Regions from separate parts of the Homo sapiens genome. Here regions 1 and 2 are each linked to region 3. A link is a contact called in ENCODE Hi-C or POLR2A ChIA-PET data. All regions are on one chromosome and are shown on one strand. The core of a region is the stretch at or near the end of the contact, and the rest is flanking DNA. Distances in the headings are between cores, read along the strand shown. Region 1 holds the start of SQOR (sulfide quinone oxidoreductase). Region 2 holds the start of MFAP1 (microfibril associated protein 1). Region 3 holds the start of SPG11 (SPG11 vesicle trafficking associated, spatacsin).

Region 1 (4,301 bases), core at 1,802-4,301, 970 kb before region 3:
ATGGTTGGCTAGATCTACTTTTCTTTATTATTATTACCACCTACATCTGGGGATTACAAAGATTTTTAAGGCTGGGATTAAGAAGCAACTAGTTGGCTTCCAGCCAGGTCTGGGCAGCTTTCCATAAGCTATCCAAACTGCTCCTATTTACCAAGTCTTCAGAGTCAAAGAGGAGTTATATAGTAGATAGTGGAGCAGGGAAACGTGAAAGGAGAAGAAAAAAGTACATCTATGCCCAGAAATGCCTTGTCATGGGTCCGTCTCCATTCTTTATAAGACATTTCCTGTGTTACAACACATCGGATTAACAAAGCTAGACACAGGCAACATGGAGGAGAAACTGTTCTGCAAAGGAATCCGGTTTCCTTTCAACATTCAGTTTCATTTTCACTGGCAGAACACCAGCCACACAGACACGCACACACAGACCCTGGGCCCTGACTGACATTTCAAACACCCCCGTTCCAAATGTGTTTATATATTTTTCCAGCCAGAAAAAAAGCCCCAAATTTAAACAAAGTCATTTCCCAAACCACCAGCTGTCTCCTTAATGAATTTTGTTTTTTGGACTTAGTCACAAGCAACCCTTTCTGACCCACTTATTCATTCAATAAATAATGAGTACCTCCCCAGGCTTGGGGATATAAGGCCATAAGCTTGGGAGGGATACAAATAAGTTCTGATAAATGGTATCTACTTCAGCCCTCTACACTAAGTGCAGTGCTGGGTGCCTTAAATACTTGGGAAGGTGTTATTATCTCCACTGTACAATGAAGAAGCTGAGGCGAAAAGAAATTCAAAAGCCAAAGTTAAGCTGGGTGTGGTGGTTGCTTTGGGAAGCAGACAAGGGCAGATCACTTGAGGTCAGCAGTTCAAGACCAGCCTAGCCAATATGGTGAAACCCTGTCTCTACCAAAAAATACAAAAATTAGCCAGGTGTGGTGGTGGGTGGCTGGTGTAATCCCAGCTACTAGGGATGCTGAGGCAGGCGAATCACTCGAACCTGCGAGGAGGTTGCAGTGAGCAGAGATCACCTCACTGTACTCCAGCTTAGGCGACACAGCAAGACCATGTCTCAAAAAAAAAAAAAAGCCAAGGTTACAATGGGCCTTGGAAATGTCAATGGAAGTGTCAAGCCCAGAAGCCAAGTCATTGGGTCAGTGCCCTTTCTACTATCAGAGGATCTTAACCTGGACCCAAAAACTTAGATGGAAAAGTATTTTACATCTTTATTTTTACGGATATTTAATATTTACATCTTTTATTTCTCTAGTATCTAACTGAAATTTAACATTTACTTCAATTATGTATGTAGCCAACAAACCACAGCAGTATTGGCAATACTAAGACTTTGTCACCAATAGAAATCACAGATATTGGCCGTGCGCAGTGGCTCATGCCTGTAATCCCAGAACTTTGGGAGTCCAAGGTGGGCGTATCACAAGGTCAAGAGATCGAGACCATCCTGGACAATATGGTGAAATCCTGTCTCTACTAAAAATACAAAAATTAGCTGGGTGTGGTGGCACACACCTGTAGTCCCATCTACTCGGGAGGCTGAGGCAGGAGAATCACTTGAACCCAGCAGGCGGAGGTTGCATTGAACCGAGATCGCGCCACTGCACTCCAGCCTGGTGACAGAGTGAGACTCCGTCTCAAAAAAAAAAAAAAAAGAAGAAAGAAATTACAGATATTTTCTTATATTACAAGTATTACCTATATCTTGAAATAATTGTTTATGTTCTTTACTACTTCAAAATTATGGTAACTATTTAATCCACTGCTAGATCTTGTTATTTAATAACCTTGTTATTAAATAACGCATTCGTTTTTTAAAGACATATATATTACCATATCATAAATTCTTTTAATGTTTTGACATGTGTTTTGCAATTGGTTTCCTTTATAATACTCTTCCTTTTGTTTTATACCTTTAAAAAAGCATTGTTCTGGTCCAGCGCGGTGGCTCACTCGTGTAATCCCAGCACTTTGGAAGGCCGAAGTGTGCGGATCATTTGAGGCCAGGAGTTCGAGACCAGCTGGGCAACATGGTGAAACCCGCCTCTACTACAAATACTAAAATTAGCCAGGTGTGCTGCGCCTGTAATCCCAGTTACTCGGCAGGCTGAGGCAGGAGAATCGCTTGAACCCGGGAGGTGGAGGTGGCAGTGAGCCGAGATCGCGCCACTGCACTCCAGCTTGGGCGACAGAGCAAGACTCTGTCTCAAAAAAAAGTATTGTTCTGAGAGTCTTTAGCCTTCCCAGAAATGCCAAAGGGGTGCACAGCACAAAAATGGAACAGAGCCCTGCATTATAGCAATGGGCAGCGCAGGCAAAGCCAGGGGCTCTGTTCAGCGTCTTTGAGCAAAAAGCCAGGTTGGAATTTTGATAAATAAAAGAGACAGATGAAGAGGAAAGGAAATGAGCCCAGATTCCACCAGAAGACCCCTTCTCCCTTTCCACCAATTCCTGTTCAGCAGGTGCCCTAAATCCTCTCCCCTTCAGGTTTCAGCTGCAGCCGACCCCTCGAGCGCCCCCTCTGTCCCACGCGCAGTGTCGGTGGATGACTGTGTCAATCCCTGGCCCCCGGACGCCGAGCACCCACTCCCGCTCCAGGACGGTGCCGAGTGACAGTCAACAGGTGGAAGGCGCCAGAAACGTCCACACACCAAGACCACGGATACTTCGGTTTTTAAGCACCCCTCGCGGGTTGGCCTCTCCGCGGCCCTGAGGCTCTGACACTCTGAGAAGGAAGCAAGAGTCCCAAGACCCGGGTTCCAGACAAGGGCAGCAAGAGCTGCAGGTGTCCGGAGTTGAGGAAGCAAAGTTTGGGGCGCGGCGCACCGGGTCTGCGGAGTCCCAGCTGCGGAAACCGAGTTAAGCTAACAAACAGCCTCAGTGGTGGTCGCTGTCCCCGCCCAGTCTCCCTCCGCTGGCCCAGGGCCAAAGATCGGCCGCGGATGCCTCTTACCCGGGCGTGAGCGGAGCCTTCGGTCACTGCGTTGGCGCAGCAAAAACCTTCGCTCCCTTCTGGGTCTCAAGGCCTGGACTGGGGCCCCGCCCGCCTGCCATCCGGGCGGAGGCTGGAGGCGGGGAAAGCGAGGCTCCCCCCAGGAAAGGTCCCGAAAAGTCCCGCCGTGCCCCGCCCGGCGCCGCAGCCCAGGCACCATGGTCAGTGAACACACCAGGGCGTTGAGCGCTCACGGGGCACAGAACCAGGAACAAGCGTCCATCCGGCCTGGGGTGCTGCCGGCTGGACAGACTCGCCCCTTGCGCGCCCTGAAGGGCGGCCCCGCAGGCTGGGGCGCACAGGCGGAGGACACCGAGGCCACCTGACGCTTCCGCCCCTGGGTGCCAACAGCGTTTTGTAATCAGGGCAGGCAAAAGCGGAGGCGGGGCGCTGTGCAGAGAGGCTCTGGCTGTTCCCACTGGGTCCTCCTATGTGCCCTGGGCTTCTCACCGGGTTCACACAGCTGCCCAGAAACACAGGTATTCCCGCGCTCATTTCACAGAGAAGGTGACCGAGGTTCAGCTTTGGTGTGCGCTGGAGCCCTTCCTTCAAAACGCGCAGGCAGGGGTAAGCTGGCTTCCAGCCACTGGCCTCCACAGTGTCCCATCCCATATTCATGACTGGACATTTTCAGTTGGCGGCTCTTTCCAGGTTGATGTAAAGTCTCAGTGAGTGGTTCTCCACCATATCAGATTCAGTAACCCTTTTTACAATAAATACAGGGTGTCCCAAAAGTCTCATAACCTGAGAAGTGCAAGTGCTAGAAGCTTTCAAAAAAACAAACAAAAATAAACCCTTGAAAGTTTGAGTTTCTTTTACACTTATTTGGTTTTATGAATTTTGAATATATATATATATATATATATATATAGTTGTTGTTGTTGTTTTTTGAAACAGAGTCTCACTGTGTTGCCCAGGCTGGAGCGCAGTGAGTAGAGCAATCTCGGCTCACTGCAACATCTGCCTCATGGGTTCAACCAATTCTGGTGTCTCAGCCTCCTGAGTAGCTGGGACTACAGGTGTGTGCCACCATGCCCGGCTAATTTTTGTATGTTTCAGTAGAGATGAGGTTTCACCATGTTGGCCAAGCTGGTCTCAAACTCCTGGCCTCAAGCGATCTGCCCTCCTGGGCCTCCCAAAGTGCTGGGATTACAGGCGTGAGCCACCATGCCCAGCCTTGAATATTATTTTTTTAAATGTTTTCAACTGATACTTTCTATCTTTAATCAAAGAGACTGACTGTATCTATGGCAAAATCATCATGAACAATACAATACAAACGCAGACTGTA
Region 2 (3,887 bases), core at 587-3,086, 840 kb after region 3:
GACATTTTTACCTTTGACTGGTGATTTTGATTCTGGTGGTACTGGGATGTCGCTTTGAAAAACACTAACAGGCCGGGAGCGGTGGCTAACGCCTGTAATCCCAACACTTTGAGAGGCCGAGAGGAGTGGATCACTTGGGCCCAGGAGTTCCAAACCAGCCTGGGCAACATAGTGAGACCCCATCTCTATAAAAAATACAAAAATTAGCCCAGCGTGGTGTTGTACGTCTGTAGTCCCAGCTACTCAGAAGGCAGGGGTGGGAAAATGGCTTGAACCTAGAAGGATGAGGCCACAGTGAGCCGTGATTGCGCGGAACTCCAGCCTGAGCGACAGAGCAAGACCCTCTTCTATAAATAATAAAATAAGATTCTGGCTATTCTCTTTAAGGTTCCTTCTAGCCCAAAACTGTTTCCTTGGTTGCTTAGTTGGGTCCCACACTGTTCCTTGCCTGAGATTTGTCCAGTTTCATTTCTTCTCCCACTCAAGGCCCAATTGTAGAACACAGGTGAAGTAATTTGGGTTAATCATATTAATAGCAACTTCAAGGCCCCTCATGACTCAAAAATTACTGATAAAACCAAACTTTTCATGGTGTCCTGTATAAAACATACTGTTTCTGGACTTTAAGACTTTGTTCCTACTGTCCCTTGTCTCCCCCGCAGTTATAAAGTCCTTTCTACTGTGAAATGTGTCCTGACTTTCCAATTAGCCAATATTATATATATTTTTTAACACGACTCAGCTTGTAAATTGGAGCTGCTTCTGTTATTATCCTGTAAGTCCTTAAAGAGTTCTTAAATAGGCCGGGTGCGGTGGCTCACCTCTGTAATCCCAGCACTTTGGGGAGGCCGAGGTAGGTGGATCATCTGAGGTCAGGAGTTCAAGACCAGCCTGGGCAACATGGCGAAACCCTGCCTCTACTAAAAATACAAAAATTAGCCGGGAGTGGTGGCCCACGCCAACACTCAGCACTGTGGGAGGCCGGAGTGGGCGGATCACTTAAGCCTGGCCAACATGGTGAAACCTCGTCTCTACTAAAAATACAAAAATCAGCAGGGAGTGGTGGCAGGCGCCTGTAATCCCAGCTAATCAGAAGGCTGAGGCACGAGAATTGCTTAAACCCGGGAGGTGGAGACTGCAGTGAGCTGAGATCGAGCCACTGCACTCCAGCCTGGGTGACAGAAAAAGACAGTCTCAAAAGAATAATAATTACTTAGATATTTAAATACAAACATTTTCTAGCCAGGAATGTATTTTAATAGGTAGTTTCCAGAAACTGGAAAAACCTGAAAGCCTAAAAAAGTGGAGTTTTGGGATTTCAGGTGGGCAATGTCCCAGGCACCTCGGGAGTTTTTTTTTTTTTTTTTTCGGTCACTGGCCTAAATCAGCACCACCTGCCCTGTGAAACCAAATACCGCACCACAGCCCACCCTGGCCTTATGAACTAAGCTAATCGGATACTACTGGCAAGATTTTTATTCCATCAAACTCTACTTCTTCTGAGCTTTCAACAAGCCATTCAAACAGTAACTCACTGTCGCCTGAGTTTCTTATTCACTATACCGTTCTTGGCTTCAAACCAAGCTAACACGTAAAATCTTTCATTCGAACCTTCCTCACCGCAGAGTCCTAACAGCAAAGCCCAAAGGAAGCAAAATTTCCCGCCAAAAGCTGCTTCCAAATTCTGCGACGTAGAGGACATGCGGGCAGCCAATGAGCATGCGCAGAAACCGACTCGACTTCCTAGCTGTGGGCGCCCAAACGTCGTCCACCATCCCACAATCCTCTCGTCACGTATTTCCGGTTTATCTAGCTCAGCCGTAAGTAGTTTCTCTATCAGTCGCGCAGCTGTGTTCGCGGACTCAGGTGGAAGGAATTTCTTCTCTTCGTTGACGTTGCTGGTGTTCACTGTTTGGAATTAGTCAAGTTTCGGGAATCACCGTCGCTGCCATCAACATGTCGGTCCCAAGCGCTCTCATGAAGCAACCGCCCATTCAGTCTACGGCTGGGGCCGTCCCAGTTCGCAATGAGAAAGGTACGGTGCTAACACCCTCTTCCCAGTCGAATTTTAACCCCTTCCGGCCCCAGCAACCTCCAGACCTCTCCCGGACAGACCACTCCAACCCCGCCAGCTCTTGAGATCTGGCTGCCAGATTCTTCGATCTTTCCACCCCCACCCACTTGCATCCGATCTTGTTCCTGTGGCCTGCTCTCGTATTCAGCAAGCACCTCTCTTCTGTTAGCCTCCACAAATTCCTTAGACTAATGTTACATATATATAATATATATTACACATATAAAAACATTAGGAACTTAAGTATATATCAGAATATATATGTCTAATATATATATGCTAGAATATATGTATTAGTCTAATATATATTATGATTAGAATATAATATCACTAATTACATATAATTACAAGAATTTATGTATTATTAGTGTAATTACTTAGGAACTTAAGTATATTATTAATCTAATAATTAGGAACTTAAGTATATATCAGAATATGTATATAATATCAGACTAGATAGATAGATAGAGAATGCCTGTTGGCAGGGCATTGTGCGGGATACAGTCCCTCTTTTGCTGTCCATAGAAGTCTGCTTATGCTGCCCAGGCTGGACTCGAATTCCTGGGGCTCAGGCTGTCCTCCTGCCTCAGCCTCCCGAGTAGATGCCGCCGTATCTAGTCTCAACATGGCTTTTGAGAATTATCTTTGGATCCCTATACATCTAATTCATTCATCTTAACAGCTTATGAATTCCATTGTATAAAATAAACTGTAATCCACACTTTATTCCCTACTGAGAGGCAGGTGGTTGTCCCCTTGTTCAAAAAAGTGCTGCGGCCAGGCACGGTGTCTTATGCCCATAAACCCAGCACTTTGGGAGGCTGAGGCGGGCTGAACACCTGAGGTCAGGAGTTCAAGACAGCCTGGCGATCATGGCGAAACCCCGTCTCTACTAAAAATACAAAAAATTAGCCATGCATGGTGGTGGGTACCTGTAATCCCAGCTACTTGGGAATCTGAGGCAGGAGAATTGCTTGAACCCGGGAGGTGGAGGTCGCAGTGAGCAGAGATCGCACCATTGCACTCCAGCCTGGGCCACAGTGTGAGACACTCTCTCAAAAAAAAAAAAAGAAAGTTCTGCAATTGTCATTCTCTAGCCAATACTAGCTTTATTTAGTACCTGTTGCCAATTGCTCCCCAAAGTAAGTTATAAGAACATAAGAATTTGTGGAGCACAGTGGCTTACACCTGTAATCTCAGCACTTCGGGAGGCTGAGGCAGGAGGATCGCTTGAGGCCAGGAGTTCAAGACCAGCTTGGGCAACATAGCGAGACCACCCCCCACCCCCGCCAATCTCTGCAAAAATAAAAATTAGGGCCCGGCGCGGTGGCTCACGCCTGTAATCCCAGCACTTTGGGAGGCTGAGGCTGGTGGATCACCTGAGGTCAAGAGTTCGAGACCAACCTGGCCAACGTGGTGAAACCGTCTCTACTAAAAATACAAAAATTAGCCAGGTGTGGTGGCAGGCGCCTGTAATCCCAGCTACTCGGTAGGCTGAGGCAGGAGAATCACTTGAACTCAGGGGGCAGAGGTTGCAGTGAGCCGAGATCGCACCATTGCACTCCAGCCTGGGGGACAAGAGCAAGACTTCGTCTCAAAAATAATAATAATAATAATAATTAAAAATTAGCGGGATGTAGTGATGTGCTCCTGCTACTTGGGGGAAGCCAAAGCAGGAGGATCACTTATGCTCGAAAGTTCAAAGATGCAATGAGCTATGATTGTGCCATTACACTCCAACCTAAGCAACAGATCAAGACCCTGTCTGTTAAAACAAAGGCTGGGCGTGATGCCTCAGGCCTGTAATCCCAGC
Region 3 (4,000 bases), core at 361-2,860:
GGGAATCGCTTGAACCCAGGAGGCAGAGGTTAGAGGTTGCAGTGAGCCAAGACTGTGCCATTGCACTCCAGCCTGGACAACAAGAGCAAAACTCTCAAAAAAAATTTTTTTTGATTTTTTTTGTAGAGACAAGGGTCTCCCTATGTTGGCAAGGGTGGGCTCCAGTGATCCTCCCAACTTGGCCTCCCAAAGTGCTGGGATTTACAGGCATGAGAAGACTGTCCTGATTATAAGGGACAAGGCTTTGTTGTAGCTAACACAAGTGTAACCTTAGAAATTGCTTTAACGTTGCCATTTTTTACAGAAAGAACACAGCCCCAGCTAAGCTTAGAAGGTTGAATATATCTCCCTTGTGATAGAAAACGTTTGGTTTCAGCTGGGCACGGTGGCTCACGTCTGTAATCTTAGCACTTCCAGGCTGGGACAGGTAAATCACCGGAGGTCAGGAATTCGAAACCAGCCTGGCCAACATGGTGAAACCCCGTCTCTACTAAAATACAAAAATTTAGCTGGGTGTGGCGTGCGCCTGTAATCCCAGCTACTGGGAAGGCTGAGGCAGAATTGCTTGAGCCCAGGAGGCGGAGGTTGCAGTGAGCCGAGATCCCGCCACTGCACTCCAGCCTGAGTGACAAAGCGAGACTCCATCTCAAAAGAAAAAAAAAGTTTGCTTTTATTTTGACAAATAAGGTCATGCATTGATCAACAAATGCGGGAGTACCTTTCATGAAACATGCACTGTTTTAGGTACTAGCCAGGACAGTGGTGAGCAACAAAGTCCTTGCTCTTTTGAAGTTTACATTCTTATTGGACAGGAACTGGCAGAAAATATCAAGTAGTGATAAATACTATGATTAAAAACAAAACTAGGTGAGAGACTGCAGTAGAAGGGACCTTAGGTTGAATGGCTTGGGGAGGCCTGTCAATAGAGGTTACATTTATGCTGAAATGTTCTGAATGTGGAAGATGTGTTAAGAAGGTACAGTTGTCTTTTAGGAGACTTTACCAAAATACCTATTCAACCCCTCTTCTCACCTCAAACTCTTTGCTCCTCTCCTTCTCTTGATCTTGGATCATACTTCCCTGAGAAAACAGACAGGAGCTCTCTACCATCTCCACCCCTTACTTACCCCGTCTCTCTGACTGTTACAATGGATATTATTTGACTTCAAATTTCGGGTCAACACCCTTACTATGGATCCACACTGTAAGACGGTCCATGCTACCAAGGAAATGGCACCACCCCAGAGCCTGTAAGCGAACAGCACAATAAGAAAAGCGAAGAAAAGAGGCAGGAACTGGGTTCCAAGGGAGCTGGAGGCAGCTGGACCAAGAAGGCAAAGAGCAATGCCACAGAGCGAGAACGGCTGCAACGGCCTGCTACGCTAAGCTAGGCCTTCAAGCATGCCAGAGCAGTTAAGCAGAGTGGGACTGGCGTCAGGGCAGATGTGGCTTTGCTAGAGAGGCTGGTACTGCCCCCCACAGGAAACGAATGGAATCGACCGGAGACAGCCGAGAGGTCTCCGCGGGAGTCACGAGGCCGAGCGGGAGCCGCTACGTACACCGCGCATGCCCACGACGCAGTCAGGTTCCGGCGAAAGTGACCGGAAGTAACCGCCGGGCCAAGATGGCTGCAGAGGAAGGGGTCGCGAGTGCTGCTTCCGCCGGCGGTAGCTGGGGCACCGCGGCCATGGGGCGGGTTCTACCGATGCTGTTGGTGCCAGTCCCCGCCGAGGCGATGGGGCAGCTCGGCTCCCGGGCGCAGCTGCGCACACAGCCGGAGGCTCTGGGGAGCCTGACGGCTGCGGGCAGCCTCCAAGTGCTTTCTTTGACGCCTGGCAGCCGGGGCGGGGGTCGCTGCTGCCTGGAGGGCCCCTTCTGGCAGTAAGTGCTGAGGGAGAGTTGGGCCGTTGGGGGAGTCCAGAGCCTAGGCTCGGCTGACTGAGCCCCAAGGGCTCACGCCGAGGCCTCCCTGCAGCCATAGAGGTGGCGGGAGAAGGGTGCCAGCTGCAGGAAACGCCCCAGAGGCGAGCGTGGTTTCCTCACAGAACCTTTCCCCCGACCTGAAACGCTCGCCTCGTTGCATTCTGGCAGCCCAGCTCTCCTGTTCCGGGTGGGCGGAGACGGCACCCAGCTCCATTGCCACCTGCGGCGAACCCGGAACGGGTCTCAGCTGAGGCGCTGATTCTTTCATTATTCAACACAGGTTGATTAACTGTCACAGGGTCGAGTCCCATGCCCATTTCTTTCAGTTAAAGATGCCAGCTGAGGATCATCTCTAATTTGAATCATCCTGATACTTTTTTCATGTCCTTGAAGTGAATAGCGTTTTCTTTCACATGTAGTCCTCTTCTTCAAGGACAGAGTCCAGTTTGTCCCTTCATTTATTCAGCAAATATTGTGTGCTTGCTGTTACATAGGAGCAGTGCCTAAAAAGTTGAGTAAGACACTTCTTTCTTGCGAGGCGCGCATGTTTGGGGAAGACAAACATGATTACAATAATGCATTACTTTGTACTTCCGTAACTCTTGGTTCAGTACTTAAGAGTTTACATCATAAAGTTTGGGAACGCCCTCTTAGTGTTTTGAGTGGGCTGCTGCTTTTTTTTTTTTTTTTTTTTTTTTAAAGATAAGGTCGCTGTCGCCCAGGCTGGAGTGTAGTGGCTCAGTCACGGTTCACGGCAGCCAGCCTTGACCTCCCGGGCTCAGCCTCCCCAGCAGCTACGACTACAGGCGTGCACCACCAGGCCTGGCTAATTTTTCTAGTTTTTGTAGAGATGAGGTCTCACTGTGTTGCCTAGGCTAGTCTCAAGCTCCTGGGCTCAAGTGATCCCGCCTCTCCCTGCCAAAGTGTTGGGATTACAGGTGTGAGCCACTGAGCCTGACCTGTTCTTTTAATAATTATTAATAGTAAGTATTTTCACAACTCTTTCTTTAAGATGAGTAGCCAAAAGGTGTCTTATTAATCTTGGAATCTCCAGCTCCTCTAACAGCTCCTGACATTTAGAGATTCATTTGATACATCAGTGAATGCTTAACTCTTCTGGGTTTGTCTTCTCTACCCTTGATGTCTAGTTGCTCGAAAGAGGAATCTCTGCGTTTAGTTTATAAACTTATTATAAACTAAGTTATTTATAAACTAGTTTAGGGGAAATTAGTTTATTTAGCAGTATCAAGTACCTATGAATGTGGCTCTGTAAAGAGAGGAATGGGGCAAAGAAAAGCCGAAATCTTTAGGTGTTTGAGAACCCAGCAGGGAAGGTAAGACCGAGATGAAATAAAGGGGGCGTTCATATGCTAGTTCATGAAATTAGAGGGGAGGAGGACCAAGAAAGGACTTTTTAACTTTTTTAGTTGAATTGAATTTTAATTCAGTTAAAATACTTCATAGGTTAAAAATAAGGGCATGTTTATAGTATTTAGAGTTTACTTCCTACTTTTTCAAAGTACATAGGTCTTTTTAATATTGTTGAAATTACATCATATATCTTGTTTATTGCATTGAAAATTTCCTGTCTTTCCATGTGGCAATATTGTCCCTATGCTAATGATGTACTCTACCTTTTAAGTATATCTTAGTTTAACCTTTTGTATATTTGACATTTAGGTTATTTTCTACATTTATCAATATGAACAGTCAGAAAAATGTCTTTTTTTTACCTAATAAGGACATATTAATACTATAATAGTATAAAACTACTATAGTAGTATAAAATACATAATAGTACATAATACTATTATGTACTCTTATTAGTTTTATTACTAATTGAATTAAATCATGTATGTACCACAGTAGTTTTATATACTACTCTAGAAGTATAAAACACTACTTCTGTAGAAGCAAGTTTCTTAAAAGATGAAATTTTATCAGCATGGTATAGCCTCACCTCTTTCATTGTGTTATTTTCAAATCTGGGGCTTTTATTTGTAATGTGTAATTTAGTTTTAATATTTAATTTGAAGCTGAAACACCATCAGTCTTGCCAGTGTTGTTATTTTGACAT

Evidence for each region. A loop is a pair of places that touch in the nucleus more often than their neighbours do. ChIA-PET counts read pairs that join two places held with the same protein, here RNA polymerase II (POLR2A). Pooled maps may share reads with other maps.
Region 1: a pooled map shows a loop between it and region 3 (4-fold over the local background). The contact joins the promoter of SQOR here to the promoter of SPG11 in region 3. A Hi-C loop is called at or near these places in 8 of 50 pooled maps.
Region 2: a pooled map shows a loop between it and region 3 (6-fold over the local background). The contact joins the promoter of MFAP1 here to the promoter of SPG11 in region 3. A Hi-C loop is called at or near these places in 1 of 37 single-sample maps with no recorded cell type and 9 of 50 pooled maps. POLR2A ChIA-PET finds 5 or more read pairs at or near these places in 2 of 52 experiments (both activated naive CD4-positive, alpha-beta T cell).

Annotation. Positions count from the first base shown.
Region 1 is chr15:45,633,779-45,638,079 of GRCh38, reverse strand. SQOR (sulfide quinone oxidoreductase) reads right to left here and starts at 3,051. Exons shown (of 10, transcript NM_021199.4): 1 at 2,972-3,051. RefSeq lists enhancers at 281-340, 371-450, 2,280-2,329, 2,360-2,449, 2,912-3,907 and a silencer at 2,930-3,099.
Region 2 is chr15:43,822,639-43,826,525 of GRCh38, reverse strand. It overlaps MFAP1 (microfibril associated protein 1), which reads left to right and starts at 1,836. Exons shown (of 9, transcript NM_005926.3): 1 at 1,836-2,035. The coding sequence starts at 1,957. RefSeq lists enhancers at 1,389-2,020, 1,773-2,032.
Region 3 is chr15:44,661,272-44,665,271 of GRCh38, reverse strand. It overlaps SPG11 (SPG11 vesicle trafficking associated, spatacsin), which reads left to right and starts at 1,610. Exons shown (of 40, transcript NM_025137.4): 1 at 1,610-1,881. The coding sequence starts at 1,625. RefSeq lists enhancers at 1,146-1,315, 1,356-1,835, 1,310-2,266, 2,376-2,515.